Linked DNA regions of Homo sapiens: region 1 is linked to region 2. A link is a contact called in ENCODE Hi-C or POLR2A ChIA-PET data. All regions are on one chromosome and are shown on one strand. Each heading gives the region's core, a stretch centred on a gene start or an enhancer-like site at or near the end of the contact. The rest is flanking DNA. Distances are from core to core; before and after follow the strand shown. Region 1 holds the start of VPS26C (VPS26 endosomal protein sorting factor C). Region 2 holds the start of DSCR9 (Down syndrome critical region 9).

The links. Hi-C counts contacts between places; a loop is a spot of excess contacts on that map. ChIA-PET counts read pairs that join two places held with the same protein, here RNA polymerase II (POLR2A). Pooled maps may share reads with other maps.
Region 1: a map of gastrocnemius medialis shows a loop between it and region 2 (9-fold over the local background). The contact joins the promoter of VPS26C here to the promoter of DSCR9 in region 2. A Hi-C loop is called at or near these places in 9 of 168 maps with a recorded cell type or tissue (B cell, CD14-positive monocyte, GM12878 and 6 more), 33 of 37 single-sample maps with no recorded cell type and 17 of 50 pooled maps. POLR2A ChIA-PET finds 5 or more read pairs at or near these places in 15 of 52 experiments (AG04450, CD4-positive, alpha-beta T cell, CD4-positive, alpha-beta memory T cell and 11 more).

What each region holds. Positions count from the first base shown.
Region 1 is chr21:37,265,379-37,272,842 of GRCh38, reverse strand. It overlaps VPS26C (VPS26 endosomal protein sorting factor C), which reads left to right and starts at 5,509. Exons shown (of 8, transcript NM_006052.2): 1 at 5,509-5,605. The coding sequence starts at 5,549. RefSeq lists silencers at 4,704-4,863, 5,604-5,913 and an enhancer at 5,404-5,463.
Region 2 is chr21:37,207,072-37,213,896 of GRCh38, reverse strand. DSCR9 (Down syndrome critical region 9) reads right to left here and starts at 5,394. Exons shown (of 3, transcript NR_026719.2): 1 at 5,353-5,394; 2 at 5,141-5,243. RefSeq lists enhancers at 5,406-5,595, 5,894-6,730.

The sequences.
Region 1 (7,464 bases), core at 4,260-6,759, 59 kb before region 2:
TAATTTAAATTTTATTTTAAAATTTTATTTTTCTTTATTTATATATAAATTTCATATATATTGTTTATAAAAAACAAATATTGTATTTTTATGTGTTTGTTTACAAAGAATGCTTCACATTTTGTTATTTGAGAAAGTGTGTCTTAACTGCCAAGTGGTGTAAGTTGTGGTAGTTAAGGTATCCAGGACATCCTTAATCAAACTTGTACATAATCAACATTGAGATGTTCTTAGTGGCCATACATGCAATTGTCTCAGTCCATTCATGCTGTTATAACAAAATACCACAGAGTGGGTAATTTCTAAACAATAGAAGTTCATTTCTCATAGTTCCGAAGACTGGGAAGTTTAAGAACAAGGTACCAGCACGTTGTGTCTGGTTCCACTCTGCTTCCAAGATGGCGCCTTGAATGCTGAGTCCTCCAGAAGGGACAAATGCCATGTCCTCTCTTGGCAGAAGGGACAGAAGGGCAAAAGGACTAGCTAGCTCCCTTCCATTCCTTTTATAGGGCACTAATCCCATCTATGAGGATGGTGTTCTGGGTTGAATTGTTTCCCTGCCAAATTAAGGTCCTAGCCCTTGGTACTTCAGAATGTGACGGTATTTGGAAGTAGGGTCTTTACAAAGGTAATCAAGTTAAAAGGGGGTCATTAGTGGACCTTAATACAAGATGACTGGTGTATTTAGAAAAAGGGCAAGTTTGGAGTCAGACATTGATACAGAAAGAACATCACGTGAACATGAAGATACATTTTATTTTATTTTTTGAGACAGGGTCTCGCTCTGTCGCCCAGGCCAGAGTGCAGTGACATGATCTTGGCTCACTGCAACCTCTGCCTCCCAGGCTCAAGCGATCCTCCCACCTCAGCTTCCCAAGTAGCTGGGACTACAGGCATGCGTCACCACATCCAGCTAATTTTTATATTTTTGTAGAGATGGGGGGTTTCGCCATGTTGCCCAGGCTAGTCTCGAACTCCTGGGCTCAAGGGATCCTCCTGCCTTGACCTCCCAAAGTGCTGGGATTACAGGTGTGAGCCACTGTGCCCAGCCATGAAGACACATTTTTTAAAGATAGAGTGAGGAGACATAAGAGGGCCACCTAAAAGCCAAGGAGAGAGAACTGGAACAGATTCTTTCCTCACCGTCCTCAGAAGAACAACCCTGCTGACATCTTGATTTTGAACTTGCAGCCTCCAGAAGAGTGAAAGAATAAATTTCTGTTGTTTGAAGCCACCCAGTTTGTGGTACTTCGTTGTGGCAGCCGTAGCAAACTAAAGCATTATACTATTCTGCAATAGTTTTAATATTCTATCTTCACCATCAGTTGATACAATGACCCCCCATTCCTCTCTTTAAGATTGCCTTTGACTATGACATTGCACCTCTGCTGGATTTTCCCATTTGATTGGCAGTCTTTTGTCCAGTCTTTTGATTAAGATCATGAGCCCCCCATTGTTATGCACCCAGGCGTTTGTTGTGTGCATGTATGTAGCGCATTGATCAGCAATTGCCTATATGAACTCTGGAGTCAGAATTGGTGGCTGCCACTTAGTTGCTCTATGACCTTGGGCAAGTACATTAATCTTTCTGTGCCTGTCTTCCCTTTTGTAAGGTGAGGAAATAGTAATTTTTCCTGTATCACAAGAGTGTCTTGAGGGTTATTATGAGGGTTATTATGAAACTAGCATAACTGGATTGTTGAGGTTAGGTTGCCAGAAGGCAGAATACGAGATGGAGATTTAACATGCAGGAAGTTTATTGGGGAGATGCTCTCAGGATCAACAGGCGCACAGGGTTTGGGTGTAGGAAGCAGGATTCAATGCGGAGCGTAGTGGTTTAAAATATGTCCTCAAATTCTTTGACCCTCCCTTCCATAGGTAGAGCTAAATTCCCCTTCCCAAATGGAATTAGTGGGATTTAGTGACTGTCTTCTGATGAAGAGAAGAAAAGTAGATGTCCTTCAGATACTTGGCCTCACAGGGCATTGCAGCTCCCTAATTGCACTCTCTCTTGATTGACTGGTCTGGGAGAAGCTAGCTGCCATACTGTGAGGCTTCTCAAGCAGCCTGTGGAGTGGAAGTGAGTGCTCCCAACCTCAGCCATGTGAGGGAGCCATCTTGGAACTGGATCTTCCAGCCGACAACAGGCCTTCAGACAACTGCAAGAATCTGACACCTTGAGCCAGGAACACCCAGGGAAGCTGCTCCTGAGTTCCCAACTCGCAGACATAATGAGACGTTTGTTATTTAAAGCTACTACAGATTGGAGTAATTTGCTACACATCAGTATTTAACTAATACTGGGAGTTTTGAATATGGAATGGTCCTTCAGAGTTGTCCTAAACTGGAACAACGGAGAGGCCTCTATATCCTAAATGGATTAATTGTCAAGTGTGGGCTGCCCCCTAGAAGGGGGAATGACCTTGGGCAAGGCAGTTTTCTTCATTAAAGCCAAGCTTTGAAGAGTGACTTAGCTGAAAACTGTTGAGACCAATACTCCTAGCAGCTCAGGGAACATGTCCTCCAGTCCTGCAGGAAGAGTCTGCGCAGAGAATCATAGCACCCACTTAAAGATGTTTAGTGGGACCTCTACTATTGTCCCAGAATTGGCACTAGGCTCACAATGGAAAACTACAGGCATAGTACTCCATCTCCTAATGAAAGATGCCTATAATTGGGGCCACTTCCCCCAGGGCTTAATAAAAAGCTGCAGATCTGGCCCCGCTTCCACCAAATACTTCCCCAGTCCTCTCCTCAATCTATACAGGAAGGCAGGGGAAGGAATGAAAGGAGGCAGTCGGTATTGCGGAGGACGGTGTTTCTGGTGGGAAGTGATGTAGCTGGGAAGGACATAGGACAATCTCTCCAAGGTATCAGAGGGCCTGCTGGAAGGGGAGTCTGGTATTCTATCTGTTGCCTGCAGATCTGTTCCTCCAGCACTCTTGCTGACTTATCCCTGTCTGTATGGCAAGGGGGAACAACAAAATTGAAGAGGGATATAGCAGGGGAGAGAGGAGTAGCCACGGGGTGGTCTTCAGTCCAGCCCTTTTGTGTGGCAAAGATGTGTATTTCTCCTGGGTCAAATTCTTCCTATGCGGAAGATAAATGGTCCTGAGTGATCTTGCCTGAGAGGCTGAGTGTACTGCCCGGTGCTGACGGCGGCGGGGGCGGGTGATGGAAAAGATCTCCCATGGAACTGTGCGGCAGGGAGAAGGCCCCACCCGACCTCCCCATCTGTACCCCACGAAAGGAATTTTAAACGAGACAGTTACCAGAGAGGCAGGAATCAACTAAGAAAATTCAGCAGTGGCTAGTTAAGAGATATTTGTCTCATTTTCTCTCCTCTTCCTTATCTCAACACAGAAGCCAGGCCTTGCAGAGGTACGTTGAGAAGTGTCTGCATGCCAGAACCACGCTTTGCACCTTCCCACTCACACTAAGGGATTTAGGGTCCCACTTGAGACATGAGATCGACACTTTAACACGGTCTGATTTTTGGTAACTCAAATGGACCAGAAAGTTAAGGTATCATCTAAGGTGTGAGTGAGGGATGGAAAAGATTTAAAAGGATAGCGATTGGAGGCTGGGCGCAGTGGCTCACCCCTGTAGTCCCAGCACTTTGGGAAGCCGAGACGGGTGGATCATGAGGTCAGGAGTTCGAGACCAGCATGGCCAACATGGTGAAACCCCATCTCTACTAATACAAAAATTAGCTGGGAATGGTGGCGCATGCCTGTAGTCCCAACTGCTCGGGAGGCTGAGGCAGGAGAATCGCTTGAACCTGGGAGGCGGAGGTTGCAGTGAACCAAGATAGCACCACTGCACTCCAGCCTGGGCGACAGAGCGAGACTCCGTCTCAACAACAAAACAAAACAAAAAAACCAAGTATACAATGTTGATACATGTGTTTCTTTTCCTGTTTCTCTGCAGTGTCTACTGAGATTGATTTTTTACCACTTGAAAATGATGGGTGAGTCTAGCGGAAAGGGATCCACTTCTTGAATTCAAATAGACTAGACTGTGATTTTCAAGTCCCTAATGAATTGTTCTAAAATCGCTGAGTTTTGAATTGCCAGGAAAACATTGAAGACAGAGACCAAAGCCCTGAGGGCAGAGAGGAGCTGCAAACCAAGACCTGAATATTTGAAAATACCATTTATTAACCTTCAAATGCAATTGTAGCTGCAGCACCATCACTGCTGGCCTGTAAAACATTTTATATTCTTAAGAGGGAGGCATTCGTGATACTAATTCTTTTTACAGATAGTTTCTGATGTTATCCCAAAAGCAATGCACTTTAAAAAATAATGATCAGAATCAAAGAATTTAAACAAAAAGCAAAGAATTTAAACAAAAAGCACTTTTCACCGCATTATTTAATTAAATCATTTGTCAAAATGAAATTTGACCTTCTGCTTATTGGCAAAATCCTCATTTATAACATTTACAAGAGATTTTAACTCAATAAACGAAGTACGTTAACAGTGCACTGCCCTGCCCTGCAGTAACGCCCCCCACCCCCACAAACTGTATCTGGGGTCAGCTGTTGCTGGGAATAAAAATAATAGGCAGATTCACTCCAGCTTTCAGTCTTTCATTTGCAACCAATCTCCAAGCCCCAGAGCCTGGGGGCCGTGCCTTTCCACCCTTCACGCGGGGCGCACGGATCTGAATATTTAACACCCGGTTCCAGGACACGCGCCTGGGGAACACCCACAATCCCTCGCGGCCCGCGGAGCCCGGCTGGCGGGTGACCCAGCGCCCGCGGCTCCGAGAGGAGCGAGGTCACCCGGCGCTTCCCGAGACCTTGGCCCTAGGCCCAGCTGGCGCTGGGACGCGAGGCAACCGAGCCGCCGGCCAATCAGCGCTTTGCAGGACTAGCACGCAGGGGCCGCACCCCTGAGGGTGACCGGAACCGCTCCCGCGGGAAGGGCAGGGTGCGGCGCCTGGCCGCAGACAGACAAGGGGGCGCCGGCTCTTCAGAACCCCAGGGAGAAAGCGGTGGAGGGCTAGAGTTGAGGAGACTAAGGACATTTGAGGAGGGCAGGCATTACCAAGTTAAAACCTCCTGAAAGACAACTCCATTGGGCGACCGTCTGCGCCGCACAGCCTGACGGGAGCGTCATCCTTCCTGCGCAGGCTGCAACCGACAGACAGGCTCGGCTCCGCCTCCAGCCGCGGGGCACGCGGGGAGAGCCGTTCCTCCCTCCCTCCGCTAACCCGGACAGCAAAGGAGCATTTCCGGCGTAAGACTGTCCCTACGGAAGGGGTGGGGCTAGCTTGGCCCCGTCTTTCACGCCCAGAGGGGGCGGGGTGAACCGTGACAGCGCTTCGGCCCGCACTAAGGCCGGCTCTTGTGCCGGAAGGAGGAAGGCGTGGGCATTCGCCCCTCGGAGCTAGGGAGTGTGTGCGACGCCGCTGCGAGGTCACGTGAGCCACTGCCGGCAGAGAGGGAAAGGGGCGGGGCCCAGAACGAAGCGGGGAGGCGCCCCTTGTTTCCCTGGGGTCACGCGCAGCCGGAAGTGGCGGCTGCTGCGGAGAATTGGAGATGGGGACCGCCCTGGACATCAAGATTAAAAGAGCGAATAAAGTTTATCACGCCGGGGTAAGTGGGGGCTGGGGGTGGGGATGGAGGTGGGGTTGGGCGGGTCTGCAGGTTCCGCTGTCTCCATCGCTCTGCGCACGTCCCGCGTCCCTAGGCGGGGCAGGGCTGTCCCGCCAGGTGCGTCTCCGCCAAGGTGGGTGCGTTCCCGCCAGGTGCGTCCCCGCCAGGTGCTTCCCGCGCGAGGCTGGCTGCCCTGCGAGGAGGCCCCAGGGCAGGCGCCGCCGCCGCATCTGCGGGACGTGCAGGGCAGGCGCCCAGCTCCGGGGCTGCGCTCTTCCCATCTGGCCCCTTGAACACCCGGCGGTGTTGGGTTCTCAGGCTTGAGCTCCCTCAGTGAGCGCTGAGGGCGGAGGAGTTGACGACCAAACTCCCCTTTCCCTCTCTCCTAAGGTGACCGCAAAGGTCTAATGAACGAAAGCTAAAACAAACCTTGGAAGCAGAAATGGGTATGTCTGGCGGCAGCATATATTAGATGGTAGTCACTTTTAACAACATACTAACATACTACGAAAGTTACTGCTTTTTCTGGTTTTATTCTTCGACTGACACAAAGGAATGGCTATTAAAATGCAAGTATAAAAAAGTAAAATCTTGACTATGCCATTAACAGGTTTTGTGACATTGGCCAGTCATTTAACCTCCTTGGGCCTCAGTGTCCTTATTTGCAAATGAGGGTGTTGTAAGGTTCCTCTAACTCGGGGAATCTCAACCCTTACTCTACATCAGAATCAGTCATCCTGGAGAATTTTAAAATATGATTGCTTGGGTTCCACTCCCAGCGATACCGGTGATATATGTGCAGCTAGGGTTGAAATCACAGCCCCAACACTCTTTGGAATAAAATTGATCGCAGTGGTTGGTCATATTAATGCAAAGTAATCTCAAAAGGGACAGAATTTCAGACAAAGGTCTTGGATGGATGCTAAAACTTTTGGGCAAAAGACAACTAGGGAAGCCTGCTCTTATTTACACAAGCTCAAATGGTCATCCCCTTGATGGTTAATTACAAAGGGAAAAATCTGGCCCGCGCGGTGGCTCACGCTTGTATTACCAGCACTTTGGGAGGCCGAGGCGGGCGGATCACCTGAGGTCAGGAGTTCGAGACCAGCCTGGCCAACATGGTGAAACCTGGTCTCTACTAAAAATACAAAAATTAACCGGGCGTGGTGGCGGACGCCTCTAATCCAAGCTACCAGGGAGGCTGAGGCAGAAAAATCGCTGGAACCCGGGAGGCGGAGGCTGCAGTGAGACGAGATTGTGCCACTGCACTCCAGCCTGGGCAACAGAGTGAGACCCCGTCTCAAAAAAAAAAAAAAAAAAAAAAAAAGAGAAAAAGCTACCTTTATAATGGAGAAATCTGGTAGTCACACTCCTCTAGCCAAGCACAACAATGAACACCACTTCACCATCACAACTAATGAGACGACTGACATTCGGTACCCCTTGGCATGATGCACAGAGAAGGCCACAACTCACCTATGTAGTATTCCTGCCAAAAATGTTTAATCCGTATCAGTTCATAAGGAAACAATAAGGAATATCCAAATTGAAGGGCATTCTGTGAAACAAGTAGCGTGGATTCTTCGGAAATATCAGTGTCAAAAAATAAAGGCGAGATAATTTTTCTAGACTATAAGACTAAAGGGACATGAGAACCAAATAGAATGCTTAATTTCTGATAAAATATAAATTCGACTATGGACTATAATTGTTGTATATTGGTGTTGAATTTCTCCAGTGTAATATTTATATTTTGGTTATGTAGAATACTCCACATGCTGAAGTATTTAGGATCAAAGTGTCAAGCCGTAGACTGTGCACATATGTTTATGCACATATGTGTATAGGAGAAAGAAAGT
Region 2 (6,825 bases), core at 4,145-6,644:
TGCAAAAAACTTTTAAAAATTAGAAATTGGAAACAACTATTTCTAATTAGTTGGGACCACAGGCATGCGCCACCATGCCCAGCTAATTTTCTATTTTTAGTAGAGACAGGGTTTCACCATGTTAGTCAGGCTGATCTCAAACTCCCAACCTCAGGTGATCCGCCCACCTAGGCCTCCCAAAGTGCTGGGATTACAGGCGTGAGCCACCGCGCCCGGCCCACATGCCCAGCTAATTTTTGTAATTTTTGTAGAGATGGGGTTTCACCATGTTAGCCAGGCTAGTCTCGAACTCCTGGCCTCAAGTGATTCACTCGCTTCAGCCTCCCAAAGTGCTGGGATTACAGGCATGAGCCACCACGCCCAACCAGGAAAATGCAAATTAAAACCACAAAGATATCACCTTATACCTGTTACAATGGCTATTATCTTTTTGATAGTGAAAGAGGCCGGGCATACTCTCATGTTCACTGAATCATTATTCACAATAGCTGAGATATGAAATCAACCTGGGTGACCATCAACAGATGGATGGATAAAGAAAATATGATACATCTATAGACACCATGGAATACTATTCAGCTTTTAAAAAGAAGGAAATTCTGGCTGGGCACAGTGGCTCATGCCTGCAATCCCAGCACTTTGGGATGCTGAGGTGGGTGGATCATGGGGTCAGGAGTTCAAGACCAGCCTGGCCAAGATGGTGAAACCCTGTCTCTACTAAAAATACAAAAAATTAGCCTGACGTGGTGGTGGGCACCTGTAATCCCAGCTACTCAGGAGGCTGAAGCAGAGAATTGCTTGAAGCCGGGAAGCAGAGGTTGCAGTGAGCTGAGATCACGCCACTGCACTCCAGCCTGGGCAACAGAGCGAGACTCTGTCTCAAAAAAAAAAAAAAAAAAAAAAGGGCCCTTCCTTCCCTTCCTTCCCTTTCTTTCCTTCCTTCCCTCCTTCCTTTCTTTCCTTCTTTCCTTCTTTCTTTCTTTCCCTTTCTTTCTTTCTTTTTTATTTAAGGCTGTCTCTTATGGAAAAAAAAATAAGGAAATTCTGTCATTTATGACAACATGGATGAACCTAGAGGGCATTATGTTAAGCCAGTCGGGCTGGGCATGGTGGCTCACACCTGTAATCCCAGCACTCTGGGAGACCAAGGTGGGTGGATCACTTGAGGTCAGGAGTTTGAGACCAACCCCATCTCTACCAAAAATACAAAAATTAGCCGTGTGTGGTGGCGCACGCCTGTAGTCCCAGCTATTTGGGAGGCAGAGGTTGCAGTGAGCTGAGATCATGCCACTGCACTCCAGCCTGGGAGACAGAGCAAGATTCTGTCTCATTTAAAAAAAAAAAAAAAAAAAAAAAAAAAAAAAGTAAGCCAGTCACAGAAAGACAAATACCACATGATTTTACTTGCATATGGAATCTAAAAAAGTCAAACTCATAGAAGTAGAGAATAGGATGGTGTCTACCAGAGGCTGGGGAGTAGGGACAGGAGAGAGAATGGAAATACGTTGTCAAAGGGTAAAAAGTTTCAGTTAGGCAGAAGGAATAAGTGTTCAAGATCTATTTGCACAGCAGGGTGACTACAGTTAATAATGCATTGTATATTCAAAATAGCTAAAAGAGTAAATTTCAGATGTATCACCACAAAAAAATAAGTGAGTTGGTGGATATATTTGTTAGCTTGATTTAACTATTCCACATTGTATACACATATCAAAACATCACAATGTATCCCATAAATATATACACTTATGATTTGTCAATTTAAAATAATATTCACTTCAAAAATTAGAACATTGGATTCAACAATAATATAAAAAGGATGGCCAAGTGGGGTTTATCCCAAGAAAGTAAAGTTGGCTTAACATTTAAAAATAATTTATCATATTAACAGATTAAACAAGGAAAACTTAAAATTTGATACATATAATCATCCAAATTGCAGAAAAAATTTGACAAATCTGTTATTGACTTCTGATTTAAAAAAAACTTTCAGCAAATTAGAACTATAAAAGAACTTCCTCAACCTGCTAAAGGGCATCTACAAAAAATCTACAATCAACATTATACTTAGTAGTAAAATACTGAATGCTTTCAGTCTAAGATGAAGAATGAAGTAAAATTGCCCACTCTCATCTCTTCTATTCAACATTTGGACTTAATTGCATTGTATGTAGTTCAGTAAGATAAGAAATAAAAGGCATCCAGATTGGGAAGAAAGAATTTAAACTATCTTTATTCTCAGATGACATGATTATTTATGTAGAAAATTCTACAGAATCCATAAAAAGAAGCTACTAGAACCAATAAGTGGCTTTAGCAAGGTTGCAGGATATAAAATAAATATACAAAAACCAATTGCTTTTTTATATCCTAGCAATGAACAATCAGAAATTAAAATTAAAGTAAACATTGTTAACAGCATCAAAAATAGAAAATACTTAGGGATGAATTTCACAAAAGATGTGCAAGATTGAAAGATGTGTACACCAGAAACTACAAAATATTCCTGAAAGAAATTAAAGAATACCTGAATAAATGGAGAGATATTCCATATTCACAGAGTGGAAGATTCAATCATGTAAAGGTGTCAAGTCTCCCTATATTGATCTATAGATGCTTAGATCAAAATCCAAGCAGACTTTTTGGTAAAAATTGATGTTAATTGTAAAATTAATATGGCAATAAATAGAATAGTCAACAGCAAAATTGGAAAAGAACAAAATTAGAGGACTTACGCTACATGATTTCAAGGCTCCAAGTTGAAATAACCAGTTAACTATATGCAAAAAGAAAGTGAACCTCAATCCTCATGATATAGCACATACAAAAATCAACTAGAAAATGATCAGAGACCTAAATGTAAGAACACTAAAAAACTTTGAGAAGAATAATCTTATTGACTTTGGGTGGTTTGGCAGATTTGTTTCCTCCTTCTTCTTTCCTTCTCTCCTCCTCCTCCCCCTCCCCACCCTTTCCCTTCCTCCCCCTCCCCCTCCCTCTCCCTCTCCCTCTCCCTCTTCTCCTTCTCCTTCTTCTTCTGAAAAAAGAGATGGGGAGGGGGGGATCTTGCTGTGTTGCCTAGGCTGGTCTCAAACTCCTATACTCAAGTAATCCACCCACTTTGGCCTCCCAAAGTACTGGATTACAGGCACAAGCCACCATGCCCAGCCTTGCTGATTTTTTTTAAATAAAAAAAAAACTAAGTATAAAAATAATAAGAAAAAAATAATAAATTGGACTTCATCAAAATTGAAGACTTTTCCTCAAAATTTCAAAAGACCGTTAAAAAATACTGTTAAGAAAATGAAAATGCAAGCCACAGACTTGAAGAAAAATTACAAAACACATCCGACAAATGACTTGTGTCTAGAATATATAAAGTCCTAAAAAGAAGCAACCGTCCATAAGACACATTCACTCGTGTGCCATGTCAGTTTACCATTGCCTTGGCAACACCCGGACATTACTTCCCCTTCCCATGGCAAGGACTCAACAACCCAGAAGTTACCACCCTTTTCCTAGAAACTCCTGCATAATCTGCCCTTTAATTTACATATAATTAAAAGTGGCTATAAATAGGACTGCAGCACTGCCTCTGAGCTGTTACTCTGGACGCACTGCCTATGGGGTAGCCCTGCTCTGCAGGGAGCAGCACCTGTGCTGCCGCTATGCATGGCCGCTTCAATAAAAATTGCTGTCTTAACACCACCAGCTTGCCCTTGAATTCTTTCCAGGGTGAAGCCAAGAACCCTCCCGGGCTAAGCCCCGATTTTGGGTCTCACCTGCCCTGCATCAGCCTCATGAGCAAACGTGAAGGGGAAAGCCACTGCAGCCGTGGTGTGAGGGTGAGCAGTAGTAAACAGGGGTTCCAAGGCTTTTGCCACCTGCATGCCTAAGAAGGTTTGGTTTTGGCATGGGAACCTGAGCTGAACCTTGGGGGACAAGTGGGTTTTGTATTAAGAGGAAGAAGCAGAATGGCTAGAGGAGAGAGTTGGCTTAGCAAGTGCAAATCCTGACATTTTCCAGTTACATGACCTTGGGGAAATCACTTAACCTTTTAGGTTTATTTCCTTGTCTGTAAAATGCAGGCAAGAGTAATCTCTTCTTCATAGGGTACTTGGGGAAATTAAATGCTGCAATGTTTGTGGACAGGTAACACAGTACCTGAAATGACCATTAGTAAATATCATGTTGGGAGATGGTGAAGAGCAGGGCTGGAGTGAGGGGCTTAAGGAAGGTCACATGGAGGTGGGAATTCAGATTCAGAGGCCACCACAGCCAGCTTGTGGGGTGTGGCTCTTGTTCTGGAGCCTGGGTTGAGTTTTTTTGTGTTTACTGAGCAGCTAGTATGTGCAAGGCACATTCATTTAACCCCAGCGCTCCAAGAGACTAACTTCTGAGGCCCCTGCTGCAGGGAGCAGGGCTGTGGCAGGGGTAGATGGGAGCTTGGGAAGGGGTTGAGGGGGCTGGCCCAGGCTTCAGTGAAACCAGGTGTGAGGAGGTAAAGTGAGAATGAGGCTGATGGCTTGGGGTGGGTAGCAGTGAGGGCAGGTGCTTGGGCCAGGACTGGGATCCATGGGTGCTCCCATGGGCCTGCAGGGTAGACCCACTGGCAGGACTGACTAGGTCAATTTTAAGCCACAGGAGAAAGCCGGTGGGGGTGTTGGAGGAAGCAAGGGCTCCGTAAGGCCCTGACGGATAGAGTAACACAGGTGACATCACATCAGAAATGCCCCCTACCTGGCCCCAGACCAAGTCCCCAGAGTCTAAGGCCACGTGCAAAACTAGTATTTCATGAGGTTGACCAACAAGCTGCACCGCCTGCCGCATGAATCCCTGAGCTGCCAGGCTCAGGCCACTGCCCCCCAGCCCCCACCCCCATCCACCCCCTGGGAATCCCCACTTCTGTACAATCCTCCAGGCAAAGAGCGGCTCTGGCCTCCTCGGGCTCTGGAAACACCCTAGCGGGCATCGCTCCACTGGCTTCTCTGCCTGACTGCCCGCCCCTGCCCCTACCTCCTCCCCCGTCCCTCAGGCTGCACTCAGATGACGCCGTTCCTGGCTTCTGTCTAAACCTGGGTCAAGTTTAGACAAAGAGACTCCCTCATCCCCTTCCCAGCTTCGTTTTCCTCGGGATCACCTGTGACCTCCCATGTATTGTGTGATTGTAGATGACATCCGTCTCCCCTCCTGCAGTACTGAGGCCTTCCATCATCTCTTCTGTCCCCTTTGTATGGAAGCACCTAGAACAGGGCAGCACATGAGACCAGATGAATGAATGGATGAGCCAGTGAACAGGTGAATGTGTGGAGTTCAGTGGCCCGTCCAGATGACCAGGGCCGCATGGCTCACCCCAGAGATAAAGCCAGATGCACTGGAGCCCCCGGGTAGAAGCGAAGGTGGAGAGGAGCCAGCTGAGGACACCAGACCCCTCCCCTAGGAGAGGTCCCCAGTGGGGGAGGGAGGAGGGGAAGGAGGGGGAGCTGGACAGTCTTCTGAAGGAAGGGGTGAGGCACTGTGCCTCAGCTTTCAAAGGTCTGGCAGTTTCGAGGTGGTGGCAGTTTGGAAACTGGAAGCAAAAGCGATGTGGCCTCCAGTGAGTCCCCAGTCAAAGCCGGAGTCCTGCTGGCGCTGGGGCGGCAGCCAGCGGCGGGAGGCACAGTGTGATCTGTTCAATGGCTTCCTCTTTTCAGAGGCTGCTGGCTCACCCCGCGGGAATGAGGTGGCACTTCAGGACATGAGGCTTGGAGCTGGTGGCAGATTTCTTGGAACTGGCGGTGGGGAGATCTAAATTAAGAGCTTTCTATCACACCAAATAAATAGAAACTGAAATAGAGGACTGAAGGAATTAGGCAGAATGCCTTTATACACAACTTCTGAAAAATACCTAGAATGGTATTTATGCACTGAAGTCCCAAGGTATTTGCTGAAAACAATGACAGGTCTGTTTGACACAAAGGCACATGTTACAGAGAGCAAGCTTGTCTCTTTGAAAGTGCCTGCCACAGGAGCCCTGTAACCATACCAGCTGCTCGTTGTGGAGGCTGTCCTGGCAAGGCCAAGGGACCGGCCCCAGTCCTTCCTCTGGGAGGTAAGATGAGTCACCTCTGGCATGGAGGTGTCCTCCTGGTGGCTTCTTTTTGGGCACTCCTGAAACAGACCTGCTTTGCATTCACATGCACCCTCTCAGGCAGGGCCTGGCCAGAGGCAGGAAGGGGACTTCCTTGGTGTTTCGTAGCACAGGACCTGTTGTGGCAGGGACAGAGGTTCTGCTGGGAGTGGCCCCCAAGGAACCACTAAGAGGCTAATGCAATGACAGACTCGGCCTGTCTCTGGGCCAGAGACGCTGCAGAGAGCAGTGTCTCCTTTCCAGGATGGCAGAGAACCAGGCAAGGCCAGGCGGTGGCAAGGGAAGTGAGGACCCTAGCCAAAGAGCAATGGGAAGGAGCTCTCTCAGCAGAAATCATCCCAGCAGGGTTTGCTGAGTGCCTGAATCACCATTTCAAATGTGAAATGAGAAAGGTATCAAGCACCACCAGACCAGCACCACCAGACCAGCAGAACTCCAGGCTTTACCAGCTTTTCCAGGGAAGCAAAACAGCATTTGCCAATGACTGTGGTGTTAGTACTCCAACGATGGTTGATTTCAAGCTACCAGTGTCACCCCACTAAACACAGAGTTGGGAAGAGTTGCATTATACGGTATTTCCACCATACAGATACTATAGACCTCAATAATCCCAACATAATAAGTTGAGGTAATCAGGAGTACATTGGTTTTTGATATAAGTGTATACATGATTCAATTTTTTTTTTTGTTTTTTG